Linked DNA regions of Homo sapiens: regions 2, 3 and 4 are each linked to region 1. The links are chromatin contacts, found by Hi-C or POLR2A ChIA-PET in ENCODE. All regions are on one chromosome and are shown on one strand. Each heading gives the region's core, a stretch centred on a gene start or an enhancer-like site at or near the end of the contact. The rest is flanking DNA. Distances are from core to core; before and after follow the strand shown. Region 1 overlaps RBL1 (RB transcriptional corepressor like 1). Region 2 overlaps TGIF2-RAB5IF (TGIF2-RAB5IF readthrough). Region 3 overlaps LOC105372606 (a long non-coding RNA gene). Region 4 holds the start of DSN1 (DSN1 component of MIS12 kinetochore complex).

The links. Hi-C counts contacts between places; a loop is a spot of excess contacts on that map. ChIA-PET counts read pairs that join two places held with the same protein, here RNA polymerase II (POLR2A). Pooled maps may share reads with other maps.
Region 2: a loop to region 1 is called in a pooled map, with 4 times the contacts of the local background. The contact joins two enhancer-like sites. A Hi-C loop is called at or near these places in 1 of 50 pooled maps. POLR2A ChIA-PET finds 5 or more read pairs at or near these places in 2 of 52 experiments (activated CD4-positive, alpha-beta T cell and activated T-cell).
Region 3: a loop to region 1 is called in a pooled map, with 3 times the contacts of the local background. The contact joins two enhancer-like sites. A Hi-C loop is called at or near these places in 1 of 50 pooled maps. POLR2A ChIA-PET finds 5 or more read pairs at or near these places in 3 of 52 experiments (A549, activated CD8-positive, alpha-beta memory T cell and activated naive CD4-positive, alpha-beta T cell).
Region 4: a pooled map shows a loop between it and region 1 (3-fold over the local background). The contact joins the promoter of DSN1 here to the enhancer-like site in region 1. A Hi-C loop is called at or near these places in 1 of 50 pooled maps. POLR2A ChIA-PET finds 5 or more read pairs at or near these places in 2 of 52 experiments (PC-9 and activated CD4-positive, alpha-beta T cell).

The regions. Positions count from the first base shown.
Region 1 is chr20:37,070,375-37,073,074 of GRCh38, reverse strand. The region is part of intron 2 of RBL1 (RB transcriptional corepressor like 1); the gene reads left to right. Among named protein-coding and RNA genes, the nearest start is that of RBL1, 24 kb to the left of the region's middle. Within about 2 kb of position 1,259, at least 5 of the 41 ENCODE cell types and tissues checked have a DNase peak (open chromatin) inside an H3K27ac peak, as active enhancers do.
Region 2 is chr20:36,594,491-36,597,190 of GRCh38, reverse strand. All of the region lies in intron 2 of TGIF2-RAB5IF (TGIF2-RAB5IF readthrough), which reads right to left. Among named protein-coding and RNA genes, the nearest start is that of RAB5IF, 9.9 kb to the left of the region's middle. RefSeq lists an enhancer at 1,103-1,472. Within about 2 kb of position 1,295, at least 8 of the 41 ENCODE cell types and tissues checked have a DNase peak (open chromatin) inside an H3K27ac peak, as active enhancers do.
Region 3 is chr20:37,335,436-37,338,135 of GRCh38, reverse strand. It overlaps LOC105372606 (a long non-coding RNA gene), which reads left to right. Exons shown (of 2, transcript XR_936699.2): 2 at 203-696. Among named protein-coding and RNA genes, the nearest start is that of SRC, 9.4 kb to the left of the region's middle. RefSeq lists an enhancer at 1,317-1,816. Within about 2 kb of position 1,440, at least 15 of the 41 ENCODE cell types and tissues checked have a DNase peak (open chromatin) inside an H3K27ac peak, as active enhancers do.
Region 4 is chr20:36,772,117-36,775,024 of GRCh38, reverse strand. It overlaps DSN1 (DSN1 component of MIS12 kinetochore complex), which reads left to right and starts at 1,262. Exons shown (of 11, transcript NM_001145315.2): 1 at 1,262-1,363. RefSeq lists enhancers at 411-957, 917-996, 1,007-1,146, 1,277-1,336, 958-1,503.

The DNA of each region.
Region 1 (2,700 bases), core at 10-2,509:
CTGGAGCGGGAGGATCGATTGCTTGAGCCCAGGAAGTCAAGCCCGCAGTGAGCCACAATCATGCCACTGTACTGCAGCCTGAGTGACAGAGCGGGACCCTATCTCAAAAAAATAAGAGATATCACTTACCAACTTTGCCTGACCTAAAAGAAGTATTGGATAGGTGATAAAATCTTTAGGATGACTTAAGAAAACTACGCTTAGAAAAGGCCAGGAACAAAAGGATGCTGGCCACACAGCCAAAGAGCATATCACAGAATCCATCTAGCAGGGACATAGTTTGCATGGCTAGCAATGCTGTCCCTGGACATTGCCACTTTATTTGCCCCAGGAGATTGATCCTGCTCTAAGAATTCACCACTTCTTCACTTCTCTGCACCAGCAGCTTCAGATTCAAAATCTCAAGCAGATGTATCTGATAAAGGATATCAGATTATATGCCTTCATCCTAGCTTCCAGTAAAGCTGATCTGTTTAGTGGTAGACAAGGCTCAAAAGTGGAAATGTCCTCAAAGCAGAGGGTTTCACATGCAAAATGTGATCATCCAAAAATAAAAACAGTCTTTTTTTTTTAAGACGGAGTTTCGCTCTCGTTGCCCAGGCTGGAGTGCAATGGTGCGATCTCAGCTCACCGCAACTTCCGCCTCCCCGCAACTTCCACCTCCCCGCAACTTCCACCTCCCGGGTTCAAGCAATTCTCCTGCCTCAGCCTCCGGAGTAGCTGGGACTACAGGCATGTGCCACCACGCCCGGCTAATTTTGTATTTTTAGTAGAGACAGGGTTTCTCCATGTTGGTCAGGCTGGTCTCGAGCTCCTGACCTCAGGTTGTCCACCTGCCTCGGACTCCCAAAGTGCTGGGATTACAGGCGTGAGCCACTGCACCCGGCCAAAAAACAAAATTTTTAAAGTCCTCTGTAAGGGAGCATAATTTTTTGTAAGCCAAAAAATATTTAGTAATCTGACAAATTTTTTGCTGCTGTTGGTAAGAATCTTTTAATGAGGTCCTTAAGAGTCTCAGATTATATCAGCATGTCCAGAGTTTGAATGCTGTATTAGGACGTTTTACGTTGCTATGAAGGAATACCTGAGGTTGGGTGACTTATTTAAAAAAAGAGATTTATTTGGCCCAGGGTTCTGCAGGCCGTATAGGAAGCATGGGGCTGGCATCTGCTCCTGGTGAGGGCCTCAGGAAGTTTACAGTCACGGTAGGTGAAGGGGGAGGAGGCACATCACATGATGAGAGCAGGAGCAATTGAGGGTGGGAAGTGCCACACTTTTAAACAGCCAGATCTCAGGTGAGTGACAACTAAACTCACTACCATGAGGAGAGCACCAAGCCATTCATGAGGGATCTGCTCCCATGACCCAAACACCTCCCACTAGGCCCACCTCCAACATTGGAGGTCACGTTTCTTTTTTATTTTTTTGAGACGGGCTTTCACTCTCTTGCCCAGGCAGTAGCATGTTCATGACTCACTGCAGCTTCAACCCCTCAGGCTCAAGTGATCCTCCTGCCTCAGCTTCCTGAGTAGCTGGGCCCACAGTCACACACCACCATGCTTTGCTAACTTTTAAATTTTTTGTAGAGACGAGATCTCACTGTGTTGCCCAAGCTGGTCTCAAACTGGTGGGCTCAGGTGATCCTCCAGCCTCACCCTCCCAAAGTGTTGGGATTACAGGCATGAGCTACCATGCCCAGCCAAGGAAATTACATTGCAACATGAGATTTGGAGGGGACAAAACATCCAAACCACATTAAATAGCTTTGGATGATTTGCTATTAATGTCTTCTGTCACCTTAAAAAGAAATTATAAGTATTGGCCAGGCGAAATGGACTCAAGTAAGCCTTTCCAATCTACATGAAATAATCAGAACATAGGGCCGAGTGCAGTGGTTCATGCCTGTAATCCCAGCACTTTGGGAGGCCGAGGCAGGTGGATCATCTGAGGTCAGGAGTTCAAGACCATCCTGGCAAACATGGTGAAACCTTGTCTCTACTAAAAATACAAAAATTAGCTAGGCATGGTGGTGTGCACCTGTAGTCCCAGCTGTCAGGAGGTAGAGGCAGGAAAATTGCTTGAAGCTGGGATGCAGAGGTTGCAGTGAGCCAAGATCATGCCACTGCACTCCAGCCTGGGTGACAGACTGAGACTCCATCTCAAAAAAAAAAAATTACAAGTATTATTCTGTATATATTGCTAGACCTTTAATTAAGTGAGCTTTGACATGACAAGTTTTCTATCTAAGACCACGTTAACATAGGGACATAAAAAAATGTACCCAGAATTGGCCTGGGCACGGTGGCTTGCTTGAACACAGGAGGTGGAAGTTGCAGTAAACCAAGGTGGTGCCACTGCACTCCAACCTGGGCACCAGAACTATTAAGTTTTTTTCTGAGTATGTGCTACCTTCTTTACTTTTGGTTGTGGAACCACACATTGGAACTCAAACTCTTGAATTTTACTCCTAACCTGTAACAATCTGGTGCTTTGTAATCAAATTCCCATTTGGAAAATGGAATTGTCTTTCCATTTGGGAGACTTCTGTTTTCCCTCAAACTAATTTTATTTTATTTTATGTTTTTTTTTTTAAATTTATTTATTTTTTATTGATAATTCTCGGGTGTTTCTCACAGAGGGGGATTTGGCAGGGTCATAGGACAATAGTGGAGGGAAGGTCAGCAGATAAACAAGTGAACA
Region 2 (2,700 bases), core at 46-2,545, 480 kb after region 1:
TTTTTTTGAGACGGAGTTTTGCCTTGTCACCCAGGCTAGAGTACAGTGGTGCGATCTCGGCTCACTCCAACCTCTGCCTCCCGGGTTCAAGCGATTCTCCTGCCTCAGCCTCCCGAGTAGCTGGGATTACAGGTGCCTGCCACCGCGCCAGGCTAATTTTTGTAATTTTAGTAGAGATGGGGTTTCACCATCTTGGCCAGGCTGGTCTCGAACTCCTGACCTCGTGATCTACCAGCCTTGGCCTCCCAAAGAGCTGGGATTACACGTATGAGCCACCGTGCCCAGCCCATGTAGCAGCTTTCAAGCTAGACTGTACTTTTAAAATCCAGAGTCCTCAGTCTTACCCCAGAGATGCTTATTCCTAGGGCTAAGTTGAGGCAAAAAAAAAAAAAAAAAAAAAAAAAAAGGTTCTAAGCCTGGGGGCCATGGAGAAACTACCATTCAAAAACAGTGGAAAGGAAGAGGACTTCCCTGACCACCCATCTAGAGGATGGCAGATCCCCTCCCCACCAATCACTACCATTACCTTTATTTTATTTTATTTTATTTTTGAGACAGAGTCTCACTCTGTCGGCCAGGCTGGAGTGCAGCGGCGCCATCTCAGCTCACTGCAACCTCCGCCTCCCTGGTTCAAGTGATTCTTCTGCCTCAGCCTCCCAAGTAGCAGGGACTACAAGCATGCACCACCACGCCACCCGGCCACCTTTTTAAACAAAACAAAACAAAAAAAATATTAATGCAAAGTCCAAAATCGATACCCAAAAGCTTGAAGCATCATCTTAGCCCTATTAAGAACAAGGGTATAGGCTGAGTGCGGTGGCTCACGTCTGTAATCCCAGCACTTTGGGAGGCTGAGGCAGGCGGATCATGAGGTCAGGAGTTTGAGACCAGCCTGACCAACATGGTGAAACCCCGTCTCTACTTAAAATACAAAAATTAGCCAGGGGTGGTGGTGCGTGCGTGTAATCCCAGCTACTCAGGAGGCTGAGACAGGAGAATCACTTGAACCCAGGAGACGGAGGTTGCAGTGAGCCGAGATTGCACTGCTGCACTCAAGCCTGGGCGACAGAGCAAGAATCTGTCTCAAAAAAAAAAGAACAAGGGTATAGAGAGGCGGCCAGGCTATACATAGCCAGCCCAAAGAGACAGCGGGTATTCACGACCAGGGCAGATACATTTAAAAGCTGTTTCCTGAATGAGACTCTAATAAAAAAGGTGGATGTCCTTAGATCATGTTCCCAGCGTCACAGGAGGGGCCCTAGCCACATTATCCCGCAGTTCACTTTCATTATCTAGAGTGCTTGCTCACTCCAGGGCTCATTTGAAGCTTGATGCAGAAGACACTTTTGGTTTCAGTTCCTTTTATTTTTTTTTGAGACAGTCTCGCTCTGTCGCCCAGGCTGGAGTGCAGTGGCATGATCTCGGCTCACTGCAACCTCCGCCTCCAGGGTTCAAGCGATTCTCCTGCCTCAGCCTCCCGAGTAGCTGGGATTACAGGGGTGCGCCATTCCCACCCCACCAATTTTTGTATTTTTAGTAGAGACGGGGTTTCACCATGTTGGCTAGGCTGGTCTTGAACTCCTGACCTCAAAAGTGATCTGCCCGCCTCAGCCTCCCAAAATGCTGGAATTACAAGCATGAGCCACCACGCCCGGCCGATGTGAATTGAATATTAAACTTACTTTGAAAAGCTGTAACAGCATGTGCCTATTCTGCTGAGCTCCAGGGCCAAGTGTGCAGTTTGAGAGATACTGAGAGAGAAATGGGGGAAAATCAGGACCTTGGGTGAATGGCTGAGGGAGCTGAGGCTCTTTAATCTGGGAAACTTGAGTGGGGAGGCTCTCTCTCCAAATTCCTGAAGGAGAGTGACCTGTAGGAGAGACCACCAAGATTTCATTCACAGAAGAAACTTCTTGTGCTGAGCCCACAGCACTGTTCTAGACAGCTAGATGATACTATGTTAGTAAGTGACCACTATATTACTTCAGGTAGGTTCTGGGCAGACCTGAGTGACCCTGAAGGAAAACAGACTTGAATTTGAATTCGAGCTCCATATTTATATGGGCTATATGAGTTCAGGCAAGTATCTGAAATCCCTACTCAGTTTCTCTTTTTTTTTAGAATAAAAAAAAATTAAAAAAACGATGGGGTCTTGGGGTCTCATTCAGTCACCCAGGCTGGAGTGCAGTGGTCCAATCACAGCTCATTGCAGCCTCAAACTCCCAGGCTTAAGTGATCCTCCAGCCTCAGCCTTGGAGTAGCTGGGACTGTAGGCACAAGCCACAGCCCACTCAGTTTCTTTACCTAGGGCATCTCACTTTCATGTGTGTGTGTACAAAAATTAAGAAATTGGGGCTGGGCACAGTGACTCACGCCTGTAATTGCAGCACTTTGGGAGGCCGAGGTGGGTGGATCACGAGGTCAGGAGATCGAGATCATCCTGGCCAACACGGTGAAACCCCGTCTCTACTAAAAAATACAAAAAATTAGCCGGGCATGGTGGCGCACTCCTGTAGTCCCAGCTATTTGGGAGGCTGAGGTAGGAGAATCACTTGAACCTGGGAGGCGGAGGTTGCAGTGAGCCAAGATTGTGCCACTGCACTCCAGCCTAGCAAGAGAGAGAGACTCCGTTTCAAAAAAAAAAAAAAAAAAAAGAGACTGAACATAGCACAGACCCAGACCCAGGCACACTCAACCAAA
Region 3 (2,700 bases), core at 191-2,690, 260 kb before region 1:
TTGTAACATACTATACTATCATGGATATTAATAATCAGGGATTCCCTAGCAAGCCCACTTGAGAAAAAAAAAACTTAATATAACAATAATAATAAGGGAAATTGAGTGTGGGGTATGTGCCATGTTCTAGAGCAAAGGACTGAATTTTCGGACAGGGAGGAAGTTAAGACACTTGTCTGTAAACATTTCCTTCTAAACCCAGGGAAACTTAGGACCAGAGAATAGAAGTGACTTGCCCAAACTCAAACTGCAAGTTTATGACAGAGCCTGGACTAAGATCAAGCTTTCTCAATGTCACAAGAATTCAGTAACAGCCTACTGTATACAAGGCACCAGCCTAGGTCCTCATCATGGTGAAGGCTGGTGGGGAGGTTCAAAGATTTGTCCATGGGTCAACACCTCCCCAAGGCCAGGTCTCCAGGGACACAGACTCTGCCCTTTGAAGGCTCCAAGCCAGAAGAGGAAACAGACCCTGAAACACTATGAGCAGGAGGGCCAGAGAGCGACACACTTTGGTATCCAGGAGACCCAGCCCCACTGCCTGCAACCCTGCAACCTCCCTGTGCCCCACTGAGCTGCTCAGTAAAATGGAACTAAGGATGGTGCCAACTGTCAGTGATGCTGAGAGGTACAACAAGGAGGTGAAATGTGAGACCCTGTGCATTGTGGACACCCAATAAACAGTGATTCTTTTTATTTTTAAGTGTGTTCTGAGTGCTACAGGAGTTCGGGGGTGGGGAGCATTTGTCAGTTTGCCTTGATAGGGGATTCTCGGAGAGTTTACCAAACGAGGGACATTTAGATTGAGTCTCTGCTGGGTGCAATGGCTCACGCCTGTAATCCCAACATTTTGGGAGGGTGAGGCAGGAGGATCACTTGAGCCCAGGAGTTTGAGACCAGCCTGGGCAACACAGCGAGGCCCCGTATCTACAAAAATGATTAAAAATTAGCCAGGCATGGTAGGTGTGCCTGTACTCCAGCTACTCAGGAGGTTGAGGCAGGAGGATCACTTGAGCCCAGGAGTTTGAGGCTGCAGTGAGCCATGATTGTGCCACTACACTGCAGCCTGGGCAGCAAAGCAAGATCCCATCTCCAAAGTAAAAAAATAAAATAGATTGGGTCCTGAAGGATGGAAAGGACTTTGCCACACCGGAAGGATGTGAAAGCTGCGGTCCCAGCTTTCAGTTCTCACAGTCTGGTCCGAGAGAGAAGGGGACACGTCAAGCCACCCTCCCAGGGGATTCCCACGCAACAGGACCTCCCCATTTCCTGGCCTGGATGGCTCCTTTCTGGCCTGCCTGGCCTCTGAGATTCACCAGTGCCTGAGCCAAGGCCACAGACAGCAGGGGAGGGGCAGGGGTGGGGGCACGCACCAGGGCTGAACAAACCCAGGGCTCATCTGGAAAGGAAACCAAACCCTGCCTCCCACTCACCAGCTGAGTGTCACTTGTACAGCTTCCTCCTTCTGTTCCTGTTCAGGAATTACCCAGGCAGGGCTCTGTGGTGGGGCTGGGGGACGGGGGGCTGGTGGGGGAGTGGGGCTGCCCCAGAGGCGGAGCCTGGAGCCTCCTTGGTCTGCTCTGGCCACGCCCAGACTCATCCCCTCTGGCTGGCTGGCCTGCTCCCAGACCCATTTCTCTCCTCAGCAGGCCAGGTTTCCTCCCTCCTCCACACACCTGCCCACGCAGTACCACCATCTCCTCTCTGCTGGTCCAAGCCCCACTCCCCTTTGGCCCAACCCCGGCCCCTCCTGGAAGTCTTCCACAGAGATCCCTCCCAGTCTTGCCTTCCTTATCGTCTTTATCCATTCAGGCCTGCATGTCAGCTCCTGTGCTGGAGCTGGGGACAGACAAGTGAGCAGTGAGTGACCAAGACTGGCACCGTCCCTGCCCTTTGGACCTGGAGCCTCTAATCCCTATGTCTCGTGTGTCCCGCATGCTTCATCCACACCCCAGTGGGAAATCGGAAGCCAGGACTGCAGTCCTGTGCAGCCTCTGAACAGTGTGGCCTTGGGCAAGTCCCTTCCCCTCTCTGGTCGGAGTGGTTTCCATAGCTGCTAAGGGAAGCAGTGCGATGTCCAGGGGGCAGGCTGGAGGGATGGTGATGTCTGCTCCCCCAACCCTTCCTGCCCCAATGTAATGCCCTGCAAATAAAGTTTCCCTCCAAGTGGAACTGGTAAAATGCACACACGGGGCTCTGACTCATCAGAATTTTTTTGCAGAAACAAATATAGGGGTCAGTGGGAGGGACCTGCCGGGTGGCTGAACATCACGGTTAAGAGCAGACCTGGGTTTGAATCCTGCCTCGGTAGCTGTGTGGCCTTGGAGGTCATTAACCCCCGACTCTCACTTCTCTCATTGGTAAAACGGGGATACTTGTACACACCTCATATGGCTGTGTAATGACACACATGCTAGATACCCAGTGAATGCATATTATTATCATTTCTGGTGCAGCCGGACAAGTCCATTAATAAAGTAGATAATTATGACGGCCTTAAAATTAATAATGTAGATCCACATAACTTTTATTTTCTTTTTTAGTTCTTTTGAGAAAAGGTCTTGTTCTGTTGCCTAGGCTGGAGTGCAATGGCACAATCACGACTCGCTGCAGCCTCAACCTCCGGGGCTCAAGAGATCCTCCCACCTCAGCCTCTGAATAGCGGGGACTACAGGCGCACACCACCACGCCCAGCTAAAG
Region 4 (2,908 bases), core at 13-2,512, 300 kb after region 1:
CCGCTCTCTGGAGCCTCCTAGACCAGCATGGGATAGTGGAGCAGGAACAGATTGGGCTCCTGGGAGCACAGAAAGGACAGTTGGTTTTCAGCCTAAGGCCAGAGAGAATGCTTGGAGAGAAATCAATCATTCCTTAGCTGAGGCTTAAAATTCGAGGATGTGGCCGGGCGCAGTGGCTCATGCCTGTAATCCCAGCTCTTTGGGAGGCCGAAGTGGGTGGATCACTTGAGGTCAGGAGTTCGCGACCAGCCTGGCCAACATTTTTAGTGGCCGTCTCTACTAAAAATACAAAAATTAGCCAGGCGTGGTGGTGGGCGCCTGTAATCCCAGCTACTCGGGAGGCTGAGGCAGGAGAATCGCTTGAACCCGAACCCGGGAGGCGGAGGTTGCCGGGAGCCGAGATCGCGCCACTGCACTCTAGCCTGGGCGACAGAGCGAGACTCCGTCTCAAAATACAAAAAAATTGGAGGATGTAGCTAGGAAAAGCAGGGAAAGCCTTCCCAGGCAGAGGGAACAGCGCCTGGGAATATAGCGCCTCAAAGGGCATCTGATGCCCTGTCCCCGTCCTACCCCTAAGGACCAGCCCGACCTGCCGCACCCCCCGACCCCGACTAAGGACACTGCGACCACTTGGGGGCGCTGCGACCTCCTCCCGGGTGAAATGAAACCCGAGGGCAGGCCCCCACCCACCAAGCAAGTAAAGCAAGCCGTTTGAGGGAGTGGCCTGGAAATGAGAGAGAAAAAGTCCTAGAGCAGGAGTGGGATAGACTGTGAGGCAAACTGAGCTCAGAGCTCCAGTCCACCCTGGGGAGAGTCACGGTCCACATTTTGGGAGTTAAGGAGATAAAGGGAGTGGGAACCAGAGCCTAGCGACGGGGACAGGGCATCAGATGCCCTTTGAGGCGCTGTATTCCTCCGGCAAGAATCTCTCCGGGCCTCTGTTTCCCCCATCTTAGATGGGCTCTGGGGCCGTCGGGCGCAAAAGGACACGATAGTGTGGCGGGTCCCGGAAAGGGACTCCCGGGCGGGGTGTTGCGGGGAGGTGGTGACGTGGCCAGACAGGACCTAAAGGACTTGGACTAGAGGAGCGGAGCTGGCAGGAGCGTTGGACGGCGGTGTACGCATGCGCGTCGGGCGGCGGTGTACGCATGTGCATCGCCGGAGGCAGGCGTTCTGCGCGCGCGTGCCCGAGAAACTGACGGCCGCGCATGCGCCCTTGGTTGGCGGGAGTTTCGGAGGCGGTGACCGTGACGTAGAAGGTGGAGACCGCTTCACCCTGATCAGGGAGTATCGGCTGCGGGTGCGCAAGGCGTCCAGGAGTGACCTGGGGCTGTGGAGAGCGACCCGTGGCCTTGTGTTTCAGGTACGGAGGTTCCGGACTGGACGGGCGTCAGGAAGTCACAGACTTGTCCTCTGATGTGGCCCCGCCCGCCGCCGCACTAATCTCTTCGGCGTCGTACCCGTCGGCCCAGCTCGACCCGCCGCAGCCCCGGCCCCGACCGTGGACACTGGGGGTCCCCGAGGGCGCTGCGACCTCCTCCCGGGTGAAATGAAACCCGAGGGCAGTCCCCCTTACCGACCCCATTAGAGACGTATCTGCCGTGCCAGGGGTCTAGGCTCCAGAAACAGGGGTGAGGACTGGGTAGAGGGCTGGGGTTCGAATTGCCCCTGTGCCCCCAGGCTGGCTGTGTCACAAGCTTGGGCCAGGCTTTTTGCCCCTCTGAACCTCAGTTCCCCTGTCTGCAAAGTGGAGTTAATGGTGCTTACGGAGTTGTGGAAGGGATTAAGTGGAATAACGATGCAAGTAAAGCGCTTACATAGCACAGGTCCTAGCACAGAATAAGCGTTTAACAGTTGACAGTTGTTGCTTTTCTAAGCCTGGATCTGTGTGATACAGTCGTTATTATCCAAGCCTGGATTTGTGTGATATTGTCATAAGGACCGTGGGGGATTCAGATCCTTGACCGAGCCCTCCTTGTTATCTTTTCCTTTTTGTCCCTCTGCATATATTCATATCTTTTTACTTAGCACCCCCCACAGACAGATTTCTGCTGGGAGGGAGGGGACGATGAAGAGATGCCTAGGTGACATCCCTGCCTTCCAGGCAGTTGTTCCTGACAGTCACTAGGAATACAAATACAGCCTGGCTGGGGAGACAGACATGTAAACAGATTTTATAGCCAATGCTACGAAGGCCAAGGGGCATAACCACCAACTCTGCCAAAGATAAGTGATGTGAAAGCTTCATATTTGAGCCAGGTTGGGAAGGATGAATAAGTTTAACAGGTAGAAGGACAGATATGTGCAAAGATTCAGAAGTAGTACAGGGAATAGGACTGGGAGGAGAGAGCAGGAATGGGTAAATTGGGACTAGTTTACCTGAGGTGTTGACTACACTTTGGAAAAGTCCCGGCAACTGTCTGAAGAATAGACTGGGCCGGGTGTGGTGGCTCAGGCCTGTAATCCCAGCACTTTGGGAGGCTGAGGCCGGGCGGATCACCTGAGGTCAAGAGTTCGAGACCAGCCTGGCCAATATGGGGAAACCCCATCGCTACTAAAAATACAAAAATTAGCCAGGTGTGGTGGCAGGCACCTGTAATCCCAGCTACTCAGGAAGCTGAGGCAGGAGAATTGCTTGAACCTGGGAGGTGAAAGTTGCAGTGAGCCGAGACTGCGCCACTGCACTCCAGCCTTGGCGACAGAGTGAGATTCCACCTCAAAAAAAAACAAAAACAAAGAATAGACTGGAGACGGGCCGTTGGAGGTAGAAAAACTAGTGGAGAGACTATTAAGATAGTGGGAGGGACCAGAAATTATGAGACCTGAACTAAACTAGTAACAGTGAGGCTGGGCGTGGTGGCTCACGCCTGTAATCCCAGACTTTGGGAGGCCTAGGCTGGTGGATCAC